Regions from separate parts of the Homo sapiens genome. Here region 1 is linked to region 2. The links are chromatin loops, found by intact Hi-C in ENCODE. Cell type or tissue: stomach. All regions are shown on one strand. Each heading gives the region's core, and the rest is flanking DNA. Links, peaks and the distances in the headings are about the cores only.

Evidence for each region. A loop is a pair of places that touch in the nucleus more often than their neighbours do. Peaks named below come from ENCODE experiments on the same cell type or tissue, not always from the same donor. Only the 100,000 strongest peaks of a DNase experiment are listed, where the experiment ranks them.
Region 1: it touches region 2 in a loop (8-fold over the local background); 8 of 110 quality-filtered maps call a loop at or near these places.

What each region holds. Positions count from the first base shown.
Region 1 is chr15:32,778,571-32,786,913 of GRCh38, forward strand. All of the region lies in intron 19 of FMN1 (formin 1), which reads right to left. It overlaps LOC107984089 (a long non-coding RNA gene), which reads left to right and starts at 5,908. Exons shown (of 3, transcript XR_002957769.2): 1 at 5,908-6,104. RefSeq lists an enhancer at 3,188-3,751. In stomach, for the core only: no CTCF peak of the experiment used is centred there; no DNase peak of the experiment used is centred there.
Region 2 is chr15:32,727,131-32,735,473 of GRCh38, forward strand. It overlaps GREM1 (gremlin 1, DAN family BMP antagonist), which reads left to right. Exons shown (of 2, transcript NM_013372.7): 2 at 3,560-8,343. The coding sequence starts at 3,561. The coding sequence ends at 4,115. Among named protein-coding and RNA genes, the nearest start is that of GREM1-AS1, 12 kb to the left of the region's middle. RefSeq lists an enhancer at 3,736-4,275. In stomach, for the core only: no CTCF peak of the experiment used is centred there; a DNase peak (open chromatin) is centred at 3,771.

The sequences.
Region 1 (8,343 bases), core at 325-8,324, 52 kb after region 2:
CATCAGAAAATGCAAATCAAAACCACAATGGGATACCACTTCACATCCACTAGGACGGCTAGAATCAGAAAGGAAGACAGTAACAAGTACTAGAGATGAAGATGTGAAGAAACTGGAACCCTTATACACTGTTGATGTGATTGTAGAATTACACAGTTGCTTTGGAAAACAGTTTGGCCGTTTTCCAAAACGTTAAGCACAGAATTACCATATGACCCAGCAATTCTACTGCTAGGTACATAAATATATCTATAACTAAGAAAATTGAAAAGATGTCTATATAAAAATTTGCATATGAATGTTTATAGAACCACTATTTATAGTAATCAAGAGTAGAAGCAACCAAATTTCCATCACCTGATGGAAAAATTAAATGTGGTATATCCATACAATGGAATACTACTGAGCCATAAAAAGGAATGAATTTGCTGATACATGCTACAACATGGATGTACCTCAAAAACATTGTGCTAAGTGAAAGAAGCCAATCACAAAAACACATGACTCTATTTATATGAAATGTTCAGAACAGGCAAATCCATACAGAAAGTAGGTTAGCAAAACTATGGGTTTCCCCATGCTGGGGAAAATGGGGAGTTATTGCTAACCAGTCAAAGATTTCCTCTAAAATCAGATAGAGGTAATGGTTGTAGACCCTTGTGAACATACTAAAAACCACTGTGTAGTGAAGTGATACTAATGTGTATGGAATTGTACACTTTAAAAGGGTGAATTTTATGATATGTAAATTCTATCTCAATACAACTTATTAAAAATTCATTAATTCAGCATGATAGTATTTCTTACCCATCAGGTTGGCAAATGTAAACAATTAGACAATATTAACTGTTTGTGAGGATGCAGGGGAATGGGAAGTGCCACACAGTGCACTAAGGAGAAGAAATTGGTCTAGTTGGGTTTGGCAATATCAAGTAAAACTGAAAGCATGTACACTCTACGAGCCATCAAGTTTTCTTGTAGGGAGATACCAAAAAGAATTATAAACAGACACAGAGCTTTCACTGTGGCAATATATGCAATCAAGAAAAACTACAGACAACCTAATGAATAGGTTCAACAGGGTGATATATGAGAATAGCAAATAACAACTAACATTTATTGGGTACTTAATCTGTACCAGGTGCTGTTCTACCTACTGTATTTGAATTAAACTTAATTTTCACAACTCTGTGAGATAGGAACTTCTACTATTCCCATTTCATAGGTCTTAACCACCATGCAATGTGCAATGCTGCTTATGTACTGTATTCATTCAACAGAATAGGGTATAACAGTGAGAAGGAATGAACTAGATCTACAAATTCAAAAATCACAGGAATCAGAGGCATGATACTGAGAGTGAAGAATCCTGCAGTGATACAGTGAATAGTCCATCTGTGATGATGGTCAAGAGCTCAGGCTCCAAAGCCTGATTGCAGAATTAATTCTCAGCCCTATCACTTATTAACTGTGTGACCCTGCACAAGGGAACTCTCTGTGTGCCTTATTTCCTAAAAAACATGACAGTAATAGTGCATGCTACATAGGATCAATAAGAGGACTGAGACAGTATCAGAAGCATGTGAACCAGAGCAACTCCATCTTCAATAGAAGCTGGGTAAAATGAGGCTGGAACCTTTTGGGCTGCATTTCCAGATGACTAAGGCATTGTAAGACACAGGAAGAGACATGAGGTCAGCACAAGATACAGGTCATAAAGACCTTGCTGATAAAATAGGTTGCAGTAAAGAAGCTGACCCAAACTCTCCAAAACCAAGATGGCCACCTAGTGACCTCTGGTCGTCCTCACTGCTACACTCCCATTAGTGCCAAGACAGTTTACAAATGTCATGGCAATAGTCAGGAAGTTACCCTGTATGGTCTTAAAAAAGGGAGGCATGAATAATCTATCCCTTATTTAGCATGTCATCAAAAAATAACCATAAAAGTGGGCAGCCAGCAGCTCTCAAGGCTGTTCTGCCTATGGAGTAGCCATTCTTTTATTCCTTTACTTTCCTGATAAACTTGCTTTCCCTGTACTCTACAGACTCACCCTGTATCCTTTCTTGTGTGAGATCCAAGAACCCTCTTTTGGGGTCTGGATTGGGACCACTTTCCTGTAACATCTTTCTGGCAACCACAGAAGGGACTATAGTGAGGAAACCCCTGACCCAAAGGCTAGCTTTGGGTAACCGGTGGGGTCCTGTATCAGCAGTACAGCTCCAGGCAGGCGGTAATAGCAGAATAAATGTAAGCTGCTATTGTTACTTTGCATGCAGTATGCTACACTGTGCGTATAATTTTAAATTGAACCCATACATACAGACATCTATCTGTATTTATATATGGATACACACATATGAAAGTATTCAAAATAGACTAGAAAGATACTCAATAATTTCATGATAGAGGTTATTGCTAGAAAGATCTGGGAAGAGAATGACACTGGCAATAATATGCCAAGTAGAATTTCATTTTATCTGTAATACTTCATTTTTAAACTTAAAATCTTAAAGAATATATGATGCATGTTAATAGTTATAATTCTAGGTAGTGGGAATATGGGTGTGATATGCTATCTTTTATATTTTTATTTTTAAAATTTCTTCAAAAAATCTTCAAAATAGTAAATACTTAAAGATCTATCAACTCAGACATTTAAAAAATATGCTTTTTCTTCCATGCTTCAAATAAAAATATCTTACTTAATATTAATCACATACTTGTTGGCATCTGTAAGTGGCTGAGTAGCTTAGCTCTTTATTTAGCTAATGTTATACAATTTGCTTAAAACACACATTTAGTAATCCCATCTCCCTGCCCACATGCACACGTTAGTTACAATGAATTCAACATTCTTACTTGTGCACTGGACAATAAATTAATTCTACTGTTGCAGTGGGAAAGCAGCCATCTGAAAAATGCATCAACGACCGGGCTATGCTATGTTCTGATAGATTTTATTGACAAATACTGGTAGTGGGCCAGATCCGGCTCATAGGCTGTAGTCTGCCAATTCCTGGACTGTATCATAGGATTCAAAATCTTATGCTTTTGGACTGGCAATACAATCTCCCTGCTATAAACCCAGTTTACTTATCTTACCTTTTCAGACCCAGATCTGTTGTTGTATTCGTAGTATGCTGGTTTAATTAGCTGAGTATCCTTGGATAAGTCATGTAACCCCCAAACCTCAATTTCCTCATCTCTTTAAAGTGTGAATAATACCACACCTAATAACATTGTTGCTATAAAAATTAAAGAAAATACTATATGTGATTACTGATCAAGCATCTTTTCCTTCACCTCACTCCACGTGTTCCATGACCCACCCAAACGACTTACATTCTTTGTACATGGCTTTTTCTCACCTTTGCATCTTGCTTTTACTGTTCCCTCAATGACGGTCTGAGTCATTTCCATGCATGCAAATTCTTCCCATTCTTCTATTTACAGCTTAAGTGTCAAAGTCATGAAAGCTTCCTTCATCTCTCTTAGCCAGAAGTAATTGCTCTTTTCTTAAATGACAAAGCACTTTGTGCCTCTCTTAAGGTACTTAAGGCATTTCATCTTAGAACTGAGTAGGTGTCTTATTTTTCTTAAACCATTGGAATGACTTAGGGACAACGAGCAGGATTTATCCATATTTGGGACCTCTCCTTGTTCCTTTACCCAGCACTGTACCATGCTCAAGTCAGTTCTTAGTATCTACGTGACAAATGACATGCATTGATAACTTTTGTTTTTCTGACTTAAACAATTTAAATGTTTAGTAAATAGTTATAAAATGATTGCTTTTTGCATTTATCCTTGGGAAAAAACTATAAAAACATTTAGAAGTGTAGTTCCAGTTACTGATTAGCTGATTAAGTCTTAAACAAGGAAAAAGAAAAGATACTCAAGGCCACCCAAATGTGCTAAATATTTACACGTGTCATCTTATGTATAGATTCCAAGATACTTAAAAGTATCCACATTACTTTGCCCACAAGGAGACTAAGACTCAGTGAGGTTATGTGACTTTGTCCCAAGTCTGGAATTTATTTCTCCCACTTAGGAGGTAAGGGCTTTTTGCATTTAATCAAAGAAAATTTGCTGGTTAGACAGTTTCTAGCTGCATACACGCTCAACCTCCTCATTGTTTGTGGACTTGTTTTTGTTTCTGGCCTAAATGTTGGCTCTAATGTCCATCAGTAGATGACTGGACAAAGAAAATGTGGATCACATACACCATGAAATACTATGCAGTCATAAAAAGAATGAAATCACGTCCATTGCAGCAACATAGATGGAGCTGCAGATCATTATCCTAAGTGAAATAACTCAGAAAGAGAAAATCAAATACTGCATGGTCTCACTTATAAGTGGGAGCTAAACAGTGGTTACACATGGACATATAGAGGGAAATAACAGACGCTGGGGGTGGGGAGAGTGGGGAAGACAGTGAGGGTCAACAAATAATCTACTGGGTACAAGGTTCACTCTTCAGGTGATGGATACAGTAGAAGCCCAAACCCTGCCACTATGAAATACATCCGTGTAACAAACCTGCACAAATCCATGTACCTCCTGAATTGATAAAAACAAAAAAAAATAAAGGTTATATGGCAATCCTTACAAAAGAATTTGGAAATATAGGAAACAAACAAACATATCAGAGAAAGAAAATATATATTCTCAATTGATAAACGTCTCAGTAAAATTTTTGAAAACTTTATCTTTTCCTCTTTCTCATTATCATGCATATGCTCCCTAAGGAGTTATTGGGAGCCCCAGTAAATACCAAGTGCTGCCAAAGACTACTGAGGAAAGACACAAGTGTAAGATGGGAAAGTGAGTCATGTCCTCTGATGTTCTTGCCTAGTCTTGACTCTGTAGAAGTTGACTGTAACCTGGCCGGGTGTGGTGGCTCACGCCTGTAATCCCAGCACTTTGGGAGGCCGAGGTGAGTGGATCATGAAGTCAGATCGAAACCATCCTGGCTAACACAGTGAATCCCCATCTCGACTAAAAATACAAAAAATTAGCCAGATGTGGTGGTGGGCGCCTGTAGTCCCAGCTACTCAGGAGGCTGAGGCAGGAGAATGGCGTGAACCCGGGGTCGGGGGAGCTTGCAGTGAGCTGAGATTGTGCCACTGCACTCCAGCCTGGGCGACAGAGCGAGACTCTGTTTCAAAAAAAAAAAAAAAAAAAAAAAAAAAAAAAAAAAAAAAATAGTTGAAGTGGCGTGGCTTTCCATTTAGAGATTTAGGCTCCCCACTGTTATAGCCTCATCTTTTGGGAAAGCCTATGGGCATACTGTGGGCTTTCTACAGGTTAGAGGCATACAGCTGCAGCTAAATCAAGTCAATTTTCAGAATCTAGCCATCTGTGAGACTGAGGAAGTACCAAGTCTTTATTCTTTTGACATTCAGTATTTCACTGGTTTGTGTTGTACAAGGCAGAAGATACTGAAATCATTATGAAGTTTGTAATAACAGAAGTGCTTTTATTTTTGACCACAGGGATTGAGCACACCAGCCAATCAAGAGATAAATGAGATATGGAGGAAATGGGGCAGATAAGAGTGTTCAGGCTGCTTTACACTCCTTTTCACTATTGGAAAATCCAATAGTTTGGAGCAGTGTTTGTAAACTATTTTTCAAAGAGCTTTAACCTTCAGCAAAGGTGTTTCAGGGAGAAGAGGCAGAATTAGGGGATCCTCCAGATGCCAATGTTGGCAAGCTCTGCTTCAGTTAGAAAAGCTTTACTTTGTTTTATACATTGATGATTTATGTATGTTTTTAGACAAAAAGAGGTCTGCTTTTTTTTTTTTAACAGAACTTTTTGAAGCTCCTAGGGGGAAAAACAAAACAAAACAAAACAAAACAAAACAAACCTTCCTCTTCAGGAGAAAGACAACAGAAGCCAACAGAAAGCTTCTTCCTAAAGAACTGTCTATGAATATCTTAGAGGTAGACAACTGATTTAAGAAGACCAAGGGGATGATTCTTCTGACAGCCATAACCACAAGATTTCAGATTTTGGGCTCCAGTAAAACATCAAATCTACAAAAATCACAACATGGCCAGCTTTCCCACTCTCTTCTGCTTATTACTTTCCAGGTAAGTTCTAAGCCTGTGAGATCACCAGTGTCTGGCAAATACAGACAGGCACAGTGGGGACAGATCCAGATGAACCAGACTGTGGAAATAAGTGGGGCACCCATTTATTTCCCTCTCATAAAGGCAGAGATTGCCTCACATTTCATTATGATTCATTTTATTTATGGTCTTTTCTGGAATTTTGCTTGAGTTCCCTGATTTCTGCCCTATGCAACTTTCCAATGTCTATTTGCCTCCTTTGCTTTTAATAGCTTCAGAATGAAAATTAAATAGAGCTATCTTATTACACCTTGCCTATGGCTTCTCCCAACTTAATTCTGTGACTGCAATTAACTTTTTTTGGAGGGGGGTTCATCTGCTCATCCTCGTTTCCTTTCTTTCCCATTCAACGTATCTGTGTGAACTGTAACAAGACTGTCAACCTGTTAACTTTTGAGTAACTCTTAAGTATGATGCTAGGGGTGTGTGTGTGTGTGTGTATACGTACGTGTGTGTGTGTGTGTGTGTGTGTGTGTGTGTGTGTGTGTATATATATATATATATATTTTTTTTTTTTTTTTTTTGTAGAGATGAGGTTTCACCATGTTGCCCAGGCTGGTCTCAAACTCCTGAACTCAAGCAATCCACCTGCCTCAGCCTCCCAAAGTATTAGGATTACAGGTGTAAGCCATCAAGCCCAGACAAAGGCTAAGTTATATTTATAATGAAAAAAAGGAATTTAGGCTGATGACTGGCGTCTGGACACAACAGGTCTCAAATCATGGTTCAGGTTTGGGTTTACACTCTAACCTATGGAATTAATTTTAGTGTTTAAAAATAGGTAACTGGCCCCTGAAAATTAGCGTTATCTTTTAAACACCTATGGGTGATATGTTAGAAATTCTCCTAAATAATATGATTGGTTCATTTCAGTCAGTACAGAAAATACAATCTGGTAATACTATCAGGGCATTTTTGTTAATACATTACTTGCTTTTGTATTGTAGACAACAGGACCAAGAAGTGACTTCAGGAGCAGAGGAATAAACTTTTGGCCTCTAATGCTACTAGCTTTAAAAAGAAAGCCCTACCAGCTACCTAGTACAGTGTGACTAAAATTAATCACCGCTCGACTCAGATCATGTATGTTTCTTGATCCAAGCCATTAAAAGTTAATGGCTTTGGAAATATTGGCAGACAAAGGCAAAGAAAAGAGACACATTGAGGGAATATGGTTCATGAAAGGCATCTTGGGAAACACATGAGATCTGACCAGCTATAATATGAATCTCTTTAAAAAAAGATTTTAATATCACTCGTTGCTAAAGAAAGAAGATAAAAATGGTCTAAAAAATGGATACGGTATGCTCTGTGTGCCAACAGGTAATGTGCCTTTAAGTCAGCATGCCACAGGAAATGTCCACGTTCCCTAAAAAGTAGGATGATAAAAACTGAAGGTCCAAGCTGCTGCACCACTGGACTTACCCTAAATGTAAAGACAGGAGTTCAGAATCTCTCTAATAAATGCAAGAGCTCTTCATTCTCATGACTGTTCAGAAATACATGGACGAACATGATAAACAAAGGAACATGCAAAAAACACATTTTTACCACTGGCTCAGTCAATTCTGGCCTATGGTCCTTTGGAATGGTGAATAAGGTTTCCGTGGTATAAAAAAGGTATTGGCCCTCACTGTAGATCACACCTGTAAAATAAATGACTCACCAGTCTGACTACCCAATATAGCTTTGCTCTACCAGTCATTATCAGGGACAGCTTCTATGAGCAAATAATGACACTCTTATGGTCTCCCTTCAGAAGAAAAAGTCAGAAAAGGGGTATATAGAGCTTCAAGGATGAAATACAAAAAGGAGTGAATATTCACTCCTTTGCCATGATCTCCTTGCAGCTTTGAACTAAGTCACATCAGGCCAAGGCACAAGGAATAACATATAGACTTTGGGGCATCAGGGAAATGGCTTCCTTGCCTCAGAAAGCTCAATATCACATGGTTTATGGCATTTTGAATAGAGAAGATTGAGGGCAACGTTTTGATCTTTTTCTCATTAGGCTTACCTGAAACATAGATGGTATTAACGCCATAAGGGCTGTTTTAAATATGCTTTCAGAGGGATATGGCTGTGTCCAGCCATCCCTCCAACCACTGCCTGGTGGCCTGAACATCAGAAGTAAGGCTCTGTCCACTCTATATAGTTTGTTCAGGTCTTTTGATACTACTCGAGTCTATACAAGGTACAG
Region 2 (8,343 bases), core at 182-8,181:
AGAAGGACTCCTCCCTAACTCATTTTATGAGGCCAGCATCATCCTGATACCAAAACCTGGCAGAGACACAACATAAAAAAGGAAATTCAGGCCAATATCCCTGATGAACATTGATGTGAAAATCCTCAATAAAATACTGGCAGCACATCAAAAAGCTTACCTGCCATGATCAAGTTGGCTTCATCCCTGGGATGCAAGGCTGGTTCAACATACGCAAATCAATAAACGTAATCAATCACATACACAGAACCAATGACAAAAACCACATGATTATCTCAATAGATGCAGAAAAGGCCTTCGATAAAATTCAACACCCCTTCAATGCTAAGAACTCTCAATAAACTAGGTATTGATGAAACATATCTCAAAATAATAAGAGTTATTTATGACAAACCCACAGCCAGTATCATACTGAATGGGCAAAAGCTGGAAGCATTCCCTTTGAAAACCGCCACAAGGATGACTTCTCTCACCACTCCTATTCAACATACTATTGGAAGTTCTGGCCAGGGCAAGCAGGCAAGACAAATAAATAAAGGGTATTCAAATAGGAAGAGAGGAAGTCAAATTGTCTCTGTTTGCAGATGACATGATTGTATATTTAGAAAACCCCATCATCTCAGCCCAAAATCTCCTTAAGCTGATAAGCAACTTCAGCAAAGTCTCAGGATACAAAATCAATGTGCAAAAATCACAAGCATTCCTATACACCAATAATAGACAAACAGCCAAATCATGAGTGAACTCCCATTCACAAGTGCTACAAAGAATAAAATACCTAGGAATCCAACTTACAAGGGATGTGAAGGACCTCTTCAAGGAGAACTACAGACCACTGCTCAAGGTAATAAGAGAGGACACAAACAAATGGAAAAACATTCCATGCTCATGGATAGGAAGAATCAATATTATGAAAATGGCCATACTGCCCAAAACAATTTATAGATTCAATGCCATCCCCATCAAGCTACCACTGACTTCCTTCACAGAATTAGAAAAAAACTACTTTAAATTTCATATGGAACTGAAAAAAGAGCCGGTATAGCCAAGACGATCCTAAGCAAAAAGAAAAAAGCTGGAAGCATCATGCTACCTGACTTCAAACTATACTACAAGGCTACAGTAACAAAAACAGCATGGTATAGTATAAGTGCTTTTTTTTAAAAGACAAAGTAAAGTAATTTTTTTGTTGTTGGGGTAAAACAAAAGCTCTGCATAAAGAGCAGGGATGTTGTAACATACACTGACCAAAGGTGGGAAACCTACAGTTGGAGCAGAAGCTGAATGTCACATTATCAGCTCCGAACTTATAATGGTCTAAAAGTACTAGGTTAATGTTGGAAAGATGGTGCCATTTAAAGATATCTTAAATTCAATATTTAATTATTTTAATTTGACATTATCCTAGAGTTGAATGGTGTTTACTTACCATGTGCTGTTCATTAGAAAATCTAGATCCTACACTGCCTTTGCGCAAGGTAGTTGCTCTAATAATACCAACCTGTCCAGTTTTGGTGGGAGAAATAATGTTACTGTTAAGTTGCACTTAGTGGTTATTATGTGTAATACTGGTATTCCAAAGAGAGAAGGAAAATGTTTGCTACACAGCTGTGTTCTTAGGTTCAGAAAACCACAGGAGTGGGACAGGAGAACCTTCAGGATTCAGGTCCGATTGTTGTGATGGCCGCAGGAGGGAGACTGTGAATTTGAAACTGCATCCATTGAAAAGAAAATCCCTCCACACTTTAATAATTCTCTCCGTGCCCCATGGCAGCAAGTGCTTATAGGCCTTGCTACTCAAAGCTTAATAAAAAGGCAGACCTGCTGAATCATAATCTGCATCTTAACAATATCCCCAGATATTGTCTGCACTTTCTTTTTTTTTTTCTTTCTTTCTTTCTTCTTTTTTTTGAGACAGAGTCTCGCTCAGTCACCCAGGCTGGAGTGCAGTGGCGCGATCTCGGCTCACTGCAAGCTCTGACTCCCGGGTTCACGCCATTCTCCTGCCTTAGACTCCCGAGTAGCTGGCACTACAGGCGCCCGCCACTACGCCCGGCTAATTTTTTTGTATTTTTAGTAGAGATGGGGTTTCACCGTGTTAGCCAGGATGGTCTCGATCTCCTGACCTCGTGATCCGCCGCCCATCTGGGCCTCCCAAAGTGCTGGGATTACAGGCGTGAGCCACTGCGCCCGGCCAATTGTCTGCACTTTCAAGTCTAAGAAGCACTGTCCCAGGAGGAAAATCTTTTTAGTCTGTCTGAGGCTTCTCTCTTGCACTCTCCTTTTTAAAAATATGCTGCTCCTTCTCCACCTTTCCCTCTTCTTCCGCCTTTTCTGTCTGCCTTTACTACCTCCCCTGAACATTCAACTTGTAGAAGAGTTCCCCTTTCTCTGAATTGCATTCTTCACTTCATTCATTCTTTTCTCTCTCTGTCTATGGTTTCCTATTTTTTGTCGGTTTTCCCTCACCTCACCTCCTTGTTATTTTTTGCCATTGTTCACATATCACTGCCCTTTCAGACCCATATCTAGCTTCTGACCCATCCACTAATCCATTGCCACTAATTTATTCAGCATGCCCATGCCATTTATTAATGTAAATATTTGCACATACTTGTTCTATCATGCCCATTTTTCTACCTTTTAAATTGTATATACACAGACACATGTGAATGACATATTTCACTATTTAAAAGGTAGAAAAATGTATATCGTGGTACAAAGTGATACATTGAGTATCTGTGCCCAGTTTCAAGATGAGAATAAGTGAGAGGTGAAGCCTCATGAGTCACGTCACCTACACGCTACTGTCTTTCATTCCATCTGCAGTACTGCCACACATTTGGTTAGTTCTCCAATTGCTGTCACATTGACATCGAGTTGGATCTGAACAGCGTACCTGGGGAGACGAAGTATTGGTATCTTTGCTTAAATGGAGTGATTTACTGAGAGACAAAGTGACATCTTTAAGATCAGATAGCAAGTTACTGCACCAGGAGCGCGACCTTTCCTGTTTTGTTGTTTTCCCTCTGTCAAATGCCTTCTGGTCTCCATGAATCTCTCCTTCCACATATGATAAAAATGCAAAGTCTCATAAGCATTCACAGCTCAGGAAGCCTCAGGCTAGTTGGGGAGAAAAGACTGGGAGGTTTCCGGAGGAATGAAGTCCTCTGAGCAGAGAGGTTAATTCATCTTGCTGTAAAACAAAATAGAAAATAAGTTCCCCTCAATAAGTGAACGTAATACAAAGACAAATGTGGTTGGTGCCAGAGGCCAGGAAGAAGTTCTTGTGAGAATAGGTGCAGAGAAGAGCTAGGCCCTGGCTGAGTTTAAACCTTGACTTAGTCACTGTGGGACTCTGGGTGAGTTACTCCATGGATTGATGGCTGGGTCATGGAGATAATAGTACCTAATTCATACAGGTACTGTGAGAAGTAAATGGAATATTTCACGTTAAGTGTTTAACGGTGCGTTTAAATGCTAGGTGCTATTATTATTAATTTTTAAATTAACTTTGCCATGTTTTGTGTCTTCCCCTCTCTGTGCTTCCTTTCTTTAGTATGAGCCGCACAGCCTACACGGTGGGAGCCCTGCTTCTCCTCTTGGGGACCCTGCTGCCGGCTGCTGAAGGGAAAAAGAAAGGGTCCCAAGGTGCCATCCCCCCGCCAGACAAGGCCCAGCACAATGACTCAGAGCAGACTCAGTCGCCCCAGCAGCCTGGCTCCAGGAACCGGGGGCGGGGCCAAGGGCGGGGCACTGCCATGCCCGGGGAGGAGGTGCTGGAGTCCAGCCAAGAGGCCCTGCATGTGACGGAGCGCAAATACCTGAAGCGAGACTGGTGCAAAACCCAGCCGCTTAAGCAGACCATCCACGAGGAAGGCTGCAACAGTCGCACCATCATCAACCGCTTCTGTTACGGCCAGTGCAACTCTTTCTACATCCCCAGGCACATCCGGAAGGAGGAAGGTTCCTTTCAGTCCTGCTCCTTCTGCAAGCCCAAGAAATTCACTACCATGATGGTCACACTCAACTGCCCTGAACTACAGCCACCTACCAAGAAGAAGAGAGTCACACGTGTGAAGCAGTGTCGTTGCATATCCATCGATTTGGATTAAGCCAAATCCAGGTGCACCCAGCATGTCCTAGGAATGCAGCCCCAGGAAGTCCCAGACCTAAAACAACCAGATTCTTACTTGGCTTAAACCTAGAGGCCAGAAGAACCCCCAGCTGCCTCCTGGCAGGAGCCTGCTTGTGCGTAGTTCGTGTGCATGAGTGTGGATGGGTGCCTGTGGGTGTTTTTAGACACCAGAGAAAACACAGTCTCTGCTAGAGAGCACTCCCTATTTTGTAAACATATCTGCTTTAATGGGGATGTACCAGAAACCCACCTCACCCCGGCTCACATCTAAAGGGGCGGGGCCGTGGTCTGGTTCTGACTTTGTGTTTTTGTGCCCTCCTGGGGACCAGAATCTCCTTTCGGAATGAATGTTCATGGAAGAGGCTCCTCTGAGGGCAAGAGACCTGTTTTAGTGCTGCATTCGACATGGAAAAGTCCTTTTAACCTGTGCTTGCATCCTCCTTTCCTCCTCCTCCTCACAATCCATCTCTTCTTAAGTTGATAGTGACTATGTCAGTCTAATCTCTTGTTTGCCAAGGTTCCTAAATTAATTCACTTAACCATGATGCAAATGTTTTTCATTTTGTGAAGACCCTCCAGACTCTGGGAGAGGCTGGTGTGGGCAAGGACAAGCAGGATAGTGGAGTGAGAAAGGGAGGGTGGAGGGTGAGGCCAAATCAGGTCCAGCAAAAGTCAGTAGGGACATTGCAGAAGCTTGAAAGGCCAATACCAGAACACAGGCTGATGCTTCTGAGAAAGTCTTTTCCTAGTATTTAACAGAACCCAAGTGAACAGAGGAGAAATGAGATTGCCAGAAAGTGATTAACTTTGGCCGTTGCAATCTGCTCAAACCTAACACCAAACTGAAAACATAAATACTGACCACTCCTATGTTCGGACCCAAGCAAGTTAGCTAAACCAAACCAACTCCTCTGCTTTGTCCCTCAGGTGGAAAAGAGAGGTAGTTTAGAACTCTCTGCATAGGGGTGGGAATTAATCAAAAACCTCAGAGGCTGAAATTCCTAATACCTTTCCTTTATCGTGGTTATAGTCAGCTCATTTCCATTCCACTATTTCCCATAATGCTTCTGAGAGCCACTAACTTGATTGATAAAGATCCTGCCTCTGCTGAGTGTACCTGACAGTAGTCTAAGATGAGAGAGTTTAGGGACTACTCTGTTTTAGCAAGAGATATTTTGGGGGTCTTTTTGTTTTAACTATTGTCAGGAGATTGGGCTAAAGAGAAGACGACGAGAGTAAGGAAATAAAGGGAATTGCCTCTGGCTAGAGAGTAGTTAGGTGTTAATACCTGGTAGAGATGTAAGGGATATGACCTCCCTTTCTTTATGTGCTCACTGAGGATCTGAGGGGACCCTGTTAGGAGAGCATAGCATCATGATGTATTAGCTGTTCATCTGCTACTGGTTGGATGGACATAACTATTGTAACTATTCAGTATTTACTGGTAGGCACTGTCCTCTGATTAAACTTGGCCTACTGGCAATGGCTACTTAGGATTGATCTAAGGGCCAAAGTGCAGGGTGGGTGAACTTTATTGTACTTTGGATTTGGTTAACCTGTTTTCTTCAAGCCTGAGGTTTTATATACAAACTCCCTGAATACTCTTTTTGCCTTGTATCTTCTCAGCCTCCTAGCCAAGTCCTATGTAATATGGAAAACAAACACTGCAGACTTGAGATTCAGTTGCCGATCAAGGCTCTGGCATTCAGAGAACCCTTGCAACTCGAGAAGCTGTTTTTATTTCGTTTTTGTTTTGATCCAGTGCTCTCCCATCTAACAACTAAACAGGAGCCATTTCAAGGCGGGAGATATTTTAAACACCCAAAATGTTGGGTCTGATTTTCAAACTTTTAAACTCACTACTGATGATTCTCACGCTAGGCGAATTTGTCCAAACACATAGTGTGTGTGTTTTGTATACACTGTATGACCCCACCCCAAATCTTTGTATTGTCCACATTCTCCAACAATAAAGCACAGAGTGGATTTAATTAAGCACACAAATGCTAAGGCAGAATTTTGAGGGTGGGAGAGAAGAAAAGGGAAAGAAGCTGAAAATGTAAAACCACACCAGGGAGGAAAAATGACATTCAGAACCAGCAAACACTGAATTTCTCTTGTTGTTTTAACTCTGCCACAAGAATGCAATTTCGTTAACGGAGATGACTTAAGTTGGCAGCAGTAATCTTCTTTTAGGAGCTTGTACCACAGTCTTGCACATAAGTGCAGATTTGGCTCAAGTAAAGAGAATTTCCTCAACACTAACTTCACTGGGATAATCAGCAGCGTAACTACCCTAAAAGCATATCACTAGCCAAAGAGGGAAATATCTGTTCTTCTTACTGTGCCTATATTAAGACTAGTACAAATGTGGTGTGTCTTCCAACTTTCATTGAAAATGCCATATCTATACCATATTTTATTCGAGTCACTGATGATGTAATGATATATTTTTTCATTATTATAGTAGAATATTTTTATGGCAAGATATTTGTGGTCTTGATCATACCTATTAAAATAATGCCAAACACCAAATATGAATTTTATGATGTACACTTTGTGCTTGGCATTAAAAGAAAAAAACACACATCCTGGAAGTCTGTAAGTTGTTTTTTGTTACTGTAGGTCTTCAAAGTTAAGAGTGTAAGTGAAAAATCTGGAGGAGAGGATAATTTCCACTGTGTGGAATGTGAATAGTTAAATGAAAAGTTATGGTTATTTAATGTAATTATTACTTCAAATCCTTTGGTCACTGTGATTTCAAGCATGTTTTCTTTTTCTCCTTTATATGACTTTCTCTGAGTTGGGCAAAGAAGAAGCTGACACACCGTATGTTGTTAGAGTCTTTTATCTGGTCAGGGGAAACAAAATCTTGACCCAGCTGAACATGTCTTCCTGAGTCAGTGCCTGAATCTTTATTTTTTAAATTGAATGTTCCTTAAAGGTTAACATTTCTAAAGCAATATTAAGAAAGACTTTAAATGTTATTTTGGAAGACTTACGATGCATGTATACAAACGAATAGCAGATAATGATGACTAGTTCACACATAAAGTCCTTTTAAGGAGAAAATCTAAAATGAAAAGTGGATAAACAGAACATTTATAAGTGATCAGTTAATGCCTAAGAGTGAAAGTAGTTCTATTGACATTCCTCAAGATATTTAATATCAACTGCATTATGTATTATGTCTGCTTAAATCATTTAAAAACGGCAAAGAATTATATAGACTATGAGGTACCTTGCTGTGTAGGAGGATGAAAGGGGAGTTGATAGTCTCATAAAACTAATTTGGCTTCAAGTTTCATGAATCTGTAACTAGAATTTAATTTTCACCCCAATAATGTTCTATATAGCCTTTGCTAAAGAGCAACTAATAAATTAAACCTATTCTTTCTGTGTGTGTGAGCGTGCGTTTGTGTTTGGTAGTGTTCCTAGGGCAGAGGTGGAGCAGGGATGCACTTATCATGGGAAGGGAGGTAGAAAAGAGAATTGGATAGCCTGTGATCTTTGGTGGAATTTATTCCTTTTGCCTAGGCCTTTCAGACCCTGCTTGATTTCCGTAGGACACTTCAGGTTGTGGCAAGGGAGAGCTGGTCTGCAATCGGAAGTACCAGCCTCTTCCCTAGAGCACAACTAGAAAGAAGAACTATAGAGTGTTATAAGGGAGGCCCTGAGATGGAAGGACCATCACACAGAAATGATAATATCTTCATTTCAGGGTGTTCCAGGGGAAAAGCAGGAGAAAGATTTGGGGCTCAGTAGAAGGAAAAGCTTCCTAGTGGTAAGAGTGATTGGCAATACCATGAGGTACCTTTAAAAGATAGTGAACTCCTGTCCTTGGAAATATTAAACCACAGGCTAGATATCATTTAATAGGGATGTGAAGTAGAGTAAGTCACTGCCCTTGGTGTGCAATTGTGAACTTGTCAATTTCTGAGGTCCCTTTCTACTTAGATATATAATACAAGATTTCTATTAGGTATGGGTGCTCTGATGATAATGAAAATCCCAGCAGCTATGTATGGGATGGTTACACCAGACACTGTGCTAAGGATTTTCTTTGAATTGTTTCTCACTCAATCTTCACGGTAGCTCAGTGAGGTAGGTACCATTATCACTGCTAGAAAGCAGTGAACTTATATGGTCTTACTGTGGCACTGGGTCCTTAAACATTATGCAAAACTGTGAGCAACTTTTATCGG